2 separate regions of the Homo sapiens genome follow, and region 1 is linked to region 2. A link is a contact called in ENCODE POLR2A ChIA-PET data. All regions are on one chromosome and are shown on one strand. Each heading gives the region's core, a stretch centred on a gene start or an enhancer-like site at or near the end of the contact. The rest is flanking DNA. Distances are from core to core; before and after follow the strand shown. Region 1 has its middle 91 kb from the start of SNHG20. Region 2 holds the start of ST6GALNAC2 (ST6 N-acetylgalactosaminide alpha-2,6-sialyltransferase 2).

What was found. ChIA-PET counts read pairs that join two places held with the same protein, here RNA polymerase II (POLR2A).
Region 1: POLR2A ChIA-PET joins it to region 2 with 16 read pairs in activated T-cell. The contact joins the enhancer-like site here to the promoter of ST6GALNAC2 in region 2. POLR2A ChIA-PET finds 5 or more read pairs at or near these places in 2 of 52 experiments (activated T-cell and activated naive CD4-positive, alpha-beta T cell).

Annotation. Positions count from the first base shown.
Region 1 is chr17:76,996,055-76,999,765 of GRCh38, reverse strand. No RefSeq gene overlaps it. Among named protein-coding and RNA genes, the nearest start is that of SNHG20, 91 kb to the left of the region's middle. RefSeq lists enhancers at 1,280-1,359, 1,315-1,855. Within about 2 kb of position 2,290, at least 5 of the 41 ENCODE cell types and tissues checked have a DNase peak (open chromatin) inside an H3K27ac peak, as active enhancers do.
Region 2 is chr17:76,584,364-76,587,791 of GRCh38, reverse strand. ST6GALNAC2 (ST6 N-acetylgalactosaminide alpha-2,6-sialyltransferase 2) reads left to right here and starts at 1,932. Exons shown (of 9, transcript NM_006456.3): 1 at 1,932-2,108. The coding sequence starts at 1,984. RefSeq lists enhancers at 265-945, 946-1,627 and silencers at 1,496-1,785, 1,836-2,175.

The DNA.
Region 1 (3,711 bases), core at 1,041-3,540, 410 kb before region 2:
GCTATACTTAACAATTATAGTTACCGCAAAAGGTTACAAATTAATGGCCTGGCGCAATAGCTCACACCTGTAATCCCAGCACTTTGGGAGGCTGAGGCAGCCGGATCACAAGGTCAGGAGTTCAAGACCAGTCTGGCCAACATGGTGAAACCCCACCTCTCCTAAAAATACAAAAATTAGCCAGGCACGGTGGCGCACGCCTATAATCCCAGCTATTGAGGAGGCTGAGGCAGGAGAATTGCTTGAACCCAGGAGGTGGAGGTTGCAATGAGCCGAGATCAAACTACTGCACTCCAGCCCAGGTGATAGAGCAAGACTCTGTCTCAGAATATATAAATAAATAAATAAATAAATAAATAAGTTACAAATTAGGACCAGCCATGGGACAAGATGCACAGGCCAAAGTCTGATGGGATCTAAACGCGGAGCCTCTGGCCATCTTCTCCCCAGGGAACCCTGGGCGGTCTTCCCACCTCCTGGCCCTAATGCCTGACAACATTCAAGAGTGCTTCCTGCCAGGGAAGCTCACCTGAGGCTTTGGGGTCCAGAGCTTTTCCTGGGGCTCCATCACACGCTAACCATGTGACTCACCTATCCTCTTCAGTCCCTCTGGAGGTCGGCACTGATACGGGATGTCCTGAGGCCCCCATCATAAACCGCATTGCTGGACCCTCCAGGGGCCAAAGCCCTTGGGCAACAAAGACACTCCTGTCAGGAGGGACATGGTGTGGCCTAGAGATCACCCTCCTCCGCGGTAACCAGGTCAGAGGCCAGGCATTCTTTGGGTCAGTTACCTCTCCTGCACGCAGTGTCTAGCTCCTAGGGCTGTGAGGGTTCTGCGAGCTAATCCCTCAAAGTGTTTGTTGCAGTGAATGCTTGATACATGTGAGTTGCCATCATATCACAGCACTGTATTTAGAAAGGGCACTGTCTCAGGCTGTTAGAGCAGGGCTGAGTTTTGGCTGGAGAGATGATGCTATAGATACCAGGGACCCTGCCCTGTCAGGTGCAGGATTTACAGCAGGATGAAGGAGAACCGCCCCGGTCTCTTGAGCCCCCTCACCCTCTCCCAGAACCCTAGAAGGGAGAGTTTCCAAGAGCACAGCGTTCCCAGCCAGTGGACCCTCAGAAAATAGAAGTTGACCGAGAGTCTAAGATGGGCTTGAGCAAGGCAGTTTATCAGGGCTTTCAGCTGGAGCAGCAAGGGGGACAGTACAGGAAGAGACCTGCAGCTGGCTCCCCAAAGCTGGTCGGACTGTTGATTTATTTTCCTTCCGGCCTCCTCCAGATGACATCATTGCATGTTTAGGGTGGTCTGTCCATCATGACTGCACAGTCTCTGTCACGCTTCTTCACGCGACGCATGTCTCATTAGCATCTCAACTTTCCATCCGGGGTATGATGTTTACCATTAAAATGAAGCAAAGGTACAGTTAGGGCGGGCTAGGACCTTGCTGGGGATGTGCATTTGGGGATTGTGGAGAGTCCCTACTGTTAACAGCCACGACATTTGTGGTTTAAGCACTCTGTGTGTTTTAGATTTACTTGGCCTATTTTTGTGAAAGGAAGCGTTTGTGGTTACAGGGCTGCATGGCTGAGTATGGCTGCAGTCAGCATGGTGTGTAAGGAAAACAGGGACCCTTCCCCCGTCCCTGTTCTGCTTTCCCCAGCTGTCTCAAAAAGGGCACTTACAGCGGGGCGCCAAGCGAGGGGAACAGGCAGCTAAGGCTGAAGACCCAAACTCCCGACGGCTCACAAGCAGGGGTTTTGTTTGTTTGTTTGTTTGTTTTGAGACCGAGTTTTGCTCTTGTCGCCCAGGCTGGAGTGCAGTGGAATGATCTCGGCTCACTGCAACCTCCGCCTCCTGGGTTCGAGCGATTCTCCTGCCTCAGCCTCCCGAGTAGCTGGGGTTACAGGCACCTGCCACCACGCCTGGCTAATTTTGTATTTTTTAGTAGAGACGGGGTTTCACCATGTTGGCCAGGTGGGTCTTGAACCCCTGACCTCAAGTGATCTGCCCACCTTAGCCTCCCAAAGTGCCAGGATTACAGGCGTGAGCACAGGCAAGGGTTTTTAAAGGCAGGGATGCATTTCAGGAAAGCGAGGGGTGCATTGCAGGTAAAGTTGTAAACCCATACATGGAGGCTGTACCTCAGTGTGGCCATGGGCATGATTCTCCAGGCCTCTCAGGATGAAATTCTGAACAAAGAACGGCAGTCAGAGTGCCGCCCTCGGTTCCCCACATCTGAGGTCTATAGGATAGAGGCTGGCAGTGGGGGTTTCTGAAAAACAACTCGAGAACATATGTGAAGATGTTATCTTTAGTTTCTGTAGGAACCAAAACACCTTGTTCCTCTGGCTTGCTTGGGAGGCTCCTGTTGCTCTCATCTTGTTTGTTGCTATCTTCCTGCTTATCCGGCTGCTCATTTATTCTCCAAGGCTAGCTAGTGCCTGGAATTTCTCCTGAAGGAACTCAAGACTTTTCCTTTATTTCCATGCTGTGGTTGGGGGGTGGGTGCGGGCAGGCCCCTAGGCGGGTCCCCGCTCTGTCTCTGCATCAGGAGAACTCATGGGACCCCCTGCAGAGAGCCTTGAAATGTGTCTCCTGCAGCAGAGAAATGCAAAGCATGGACACCTGGCCCAGCCTGGAAATGCGTGAGTGAGGGGGCCAGGGGTCTGCCTCCCCCAGAAACATCTCCATGGTGAGGAAATGGCTGTGGCCATTCGGGTGGTGGAGCGGGAGCCCTACAGGCCCAGGTTTGTGTGTCAGGGCAAGGAGATGGGAGTGTTCCTTGCAGACCAGAGAGAGAATCACAAGGGGCTACCCAAGGACCCTACCAGTGGGGCCGTCTGGAAGGGGATGGGGCAGTGCCCAGAAGGATGCTCGGGGGGGCTTCTGCTGGACGTCACATGGGACTACTCAGGATTTGAGGAGCATCCCCCAGGGTCACAGGGACCCAGAGCCCAGCAGGGAACCTTCCAGGAGCCCTTGGAAGCCAAGAGGGGAAGCTGTCCAGGCGAGTGAGGACCACCCTAGCAGGTTCCCACCTCCTTCCCCCCAACCCCCTCTCTCTGCCAGGGCTGGGGCAGATCATCCGCCCCATCCCCTTCCCATTGCAGCCTCTGGACTGGAGCAGGCTGAGCTGGGGAAGGGAGAAGATTCAACCCCTAGTTCCCTTGAGAGATATGATTAAATATCATGGGCTTGTAGGGGTGGAAAACTCATTTGTTCCTACAATACTCATAAGTTCTCAGCTGGAACAGCCTCCTGGAACAAAAAGACAGATTAACAAGAGAAAGGCAGACGTGCATCAGCATGCATGCTGCCTTTTTCTTTTCTTTCTTTCTTTCTTTTTCTTTCTTTTTTTTTTTTTTTTGATATGGAGTCTCGCTCTGTTGCCCAGGCTGGAGTGCAGTGGCAGGATCTCAGCTCACTGCAACCTCTGCCTCCCAGGTTCAAGCAATTCTCCTACCTCAGCCTCCTGAGTAGCTGGGATTACAGGCGTGCGCCACCACACCCAGCTAATTTTTGTATTTTTAGTAGGGACGGGGTTTTGCCATGTTGGCCAGGCTGGTCTCGAACTCCTGACCTCAAGTGATCCGCCCACCTCGGCCTCCCAAAGTGCTGGGATTAGGCCCAGCCAGCATACACGTTGCCTATGTGCACAGGAAGCACCCAGGGAATGCCTGGTTCTCAAAGAGATGGCTTTG
Region 2 (3,428 bases), core at 683-3,182:
AATCGCTTGAACCTGGGAGGTGGAAGTTGCAGTGAGCCGAGATCACGCCTCTGCACTCCAGCCTGGGTAACAGGCTGTTTCAAAAAAAAAAAAAAAAAAAAAGACTAGAGTCCCGGCAGGGAGAGGCTGGGCTGTGTGTGGGGGCCAAGTTTGTAGGTTTGTAAGTGGAAGTTGAATAAATTACTAATGAATGATTCTCCTTTTCTCCATGAAGTAGAGGGTAAGGCACTTACTGAGAGCAAGGGCTAGGAGGGATATTTATGGGCACAGAGAGAAGGTCTGAGGAAATGTGAGAAGCCAGTGATCAGGGGATAAGTAACATCTACAGGAATTTTGACAAGTAAACCCATAAAGATTGAAATGAAAGTCGTGACACCATAAATTCCAAGTAGTGCCCATCTGCGGGGTAGCAAGATGAGTCTGGCTCTGCTGAGCAGTCTTGGGGTGAAGGAAAGAACTGGCCCAATGTGAGTGACCTCCAGTGACCCTGACTTGGTAGGAGTACTGAGACTGGATGGACTGAATGGCCATTCCTGACCACAGGCCCAGGCCCTGGGAGGTTTTCGGGAAGCCTTGCAATCAGACAGGTACCTGTTGCTGCACCCAGACTTCCTCGGATACATGAAGAACAGATTAGAGCCAAAGGCCCGTGACACGGTAGCCTAGGTCCCTCTCATCCTTGCAGCCTGCTGACAGTTGGGAGTCTGGGGCATGTCACAGCCTGCCGCATGTCACAGCTTGCCGAACAGTGGCCACTGAAGCACACCCATCTCATCCATCACTCACTGCCAGGGAGTGTTCCACTTAGAGAGCACGGGTGCTGAGCTTCCCAGCCCTTTCTGATGCTGGAGCCTGCTAGACCAGGGGTCCCCAATCCCAAGCCTGGTCCGAGACCTGTTAGGAACAGGGCATCGCAGCAGGAGGTGAGTGGAGGGGGAAGGAGCATTACCGCCTGAGCTCCGCCTCCTTCAGATCAGCCTCGGCATTAGAGTCTCAAAGGAGTGCGAACCCTTTTGTGAAATGCGCATGCCAGGGATCTAGGTTGCGGGCTCCTTATGAGAGCATCTTAACTCATGCCTGATGATCTGAGGTGGAACAGTTTCATCCCCAACCCCCCCACCCCCACCCCCCTCCGTGGAAAAATTGTCTTCCAGGAAACCAGTCCCTGGTGCCAATAAGTTTGGGAACCCGTTGTGCTGAACATTTCAGGTGGTCTCTCTGACTGGCCTCGTTCTGTGAAAGGAACTCAATGCGATTGAGGGGACTGGCCACCCTGGATGGTTACCAAATAAGCGCTGACAGCCTTAGCTCCCCCACGAAACCCATCACGGCAAGCTCCCCACCTCACCCCCTTTTCCCCCCTCTACCGCCAGCCCAGAGACTGAGCTGTCGGGTTTTGCTCCTCCACCCTGCCCGCCCCCTCCCAGCTGTCCTGGCGTCCGCAGACTGACAGATCTGAGGGTCCTTTGGAGGGAGCCGGGCACATCTCCTCCCGGCCGCCGCCCACCCGCCACAGAGTCTAGAGGCCGAGTGCCGGGCCCGCAGAGGGCAGAGCGCAGCCAGCGCAGCAGGTGGCGGCGTCTACCCGCGCCTAGCTAGCCCCGGACGGCGCGAGGAAAGCGCCCTGCCCAACCCGAGACTGGCGGCCTCCCGGGGCTGGGCTCTGGAGAGAGCGCAGTGGCAGGAGTGGCCGCTGCCGAAGTCCCCCGGGCAGGGGGCAGGGCCAAAGGAGCGCGCGCTCTGGGCGCCGGGACGACACTCCAGCCCCGGGGGACCCGCCGCCCAGCTCCCGAGGGTGCGGCAGCCTCTGGCCACTCAGCCGGGGCCGAGAGGGAGCTGCCGGGCGGGCAGGCGCCGCAGGCACCCGGCGGGCAGGGCGGGGCAGGGCAAGACGGCCGCCTCCGCAAGTGCCACCCGGCCCACCCGGTTCTCTCCCTTCTGCCTGGGACGTCAGCGGACGGGGCGCTCGCGGGCCGGGGCTGTATGGGGCTCCCGCGCGGGTCGTTCTTCTGGCTGCTGCTCCTGCTCACGGCTGCCTGCTCGGGGCTCCTCTTTGCCCTGTACTTCTCGGCGGTGCAGCGGTACCCGGGGCCAGCGGCCGGAGCCAGGTAGGGGCTGCCGAGCGCAGAGCGGGAGGGCGCAGGGGCGACCAGGGCGCGGGGAGGGTCCCCAGCCCAGGGCTCCCCGGCGGCCCGCAGCCCTCAGCCCAACCTCCGCGTGGACCCCTCTGGGGCAGCTCTCAGCGAGGACTCGGCCGCGGCCCTTTGTCGCCAGAACCCTCTCCCAGCCTTGACCTCGCGCTGCCCGGACCCCGCGGCCTTTGCCTGGGTCCAAGGAAGACCTCGCCCCTGTGCACTGGCGACCCGCCCCGGTGCCCCTTGTTGGTGAAGTCCTCCCCGGCCTGATAAGTACACTTTCTATTGTCGAAATCTGGCTGGGTCCCCGAAGCAGATAAAAACTTCCTTTTTTGTCGGGAACTCTCCCTCGGTAACGTCAGATTCTGCTTTTTGGGCAGGGGCCCAAGTCTCCGGTTTCCAACTTCGCGGGGACCCTCCGTCGGGCCGCGGCCAGTCGCCTTTCCCGCCCGCTGCGGTCTCTGTCCGCCCCGCGCCCGCTCCCTTCTCCCCGGCTTCCGCTCGCCGTGTCTGGATAAGCCCAGTGCGGGCGCGATCCGCGAAGAGGCGGGCGCCCGAGGGAAAGAGGGGTGACTCCTGGCTCCATCCGCGTTCTCCTCCCCGCGCCGCGTCCTGCGCTCCACTCCCTCCTCCTCCCTAGGCACTTTCCTGGGTGTCCCACGAGGAGAACCTGGGAGCCGGCCTCTAGCAGGTGGTGGTTCCGGTGACTGAAGAAGCCGCAAAACGATTTCGCTTAGCTTAAGAAAGGCGGACCAAGCCGTGCGAAGTCTGGGTTTGGGAGGAGGGAAGGGCCCGGCAGCCTCAGGGAGAGGCCTCCAGCCCCAGCCTTTCCCTTCCTGGAGCTTTTCCATCTGCGCACCCCCTACCAACCTTGCTGGGGGGCTAACGGGATGAAAACAAAATAAGTATCTGGTCTCCACAGATGCTGTCAAAGGATACACCAAAAGTTGCAGAACAATGTGAAACAGCTTGCCAGTGATCAGGAGTCCAGCACTCTTAGAACAAAGGGTGCTTGCCCCGCCACGGTGACTTAACGCCTGTAGTCCCAGCACTCTGGGAGGCGGAGGTGGGAGGATAGCTTGAGGCCAGGAATTCGAGGCTGTGAGCTGTGATTGCACTACTGCATTCCAGCCTGGTTGACAGAGAGAGACCCTGTCTCAAAAGAAAAGGAATCCTTGTCACTTTTATGTAAAGATGTTTAAAACACAAAGTATCTCAATGCAAAGAAATAATACATGTTTGATATAAGCCTGGGCAACATGGCGAAACCTCGTCTCTACCAAAAATACAAAA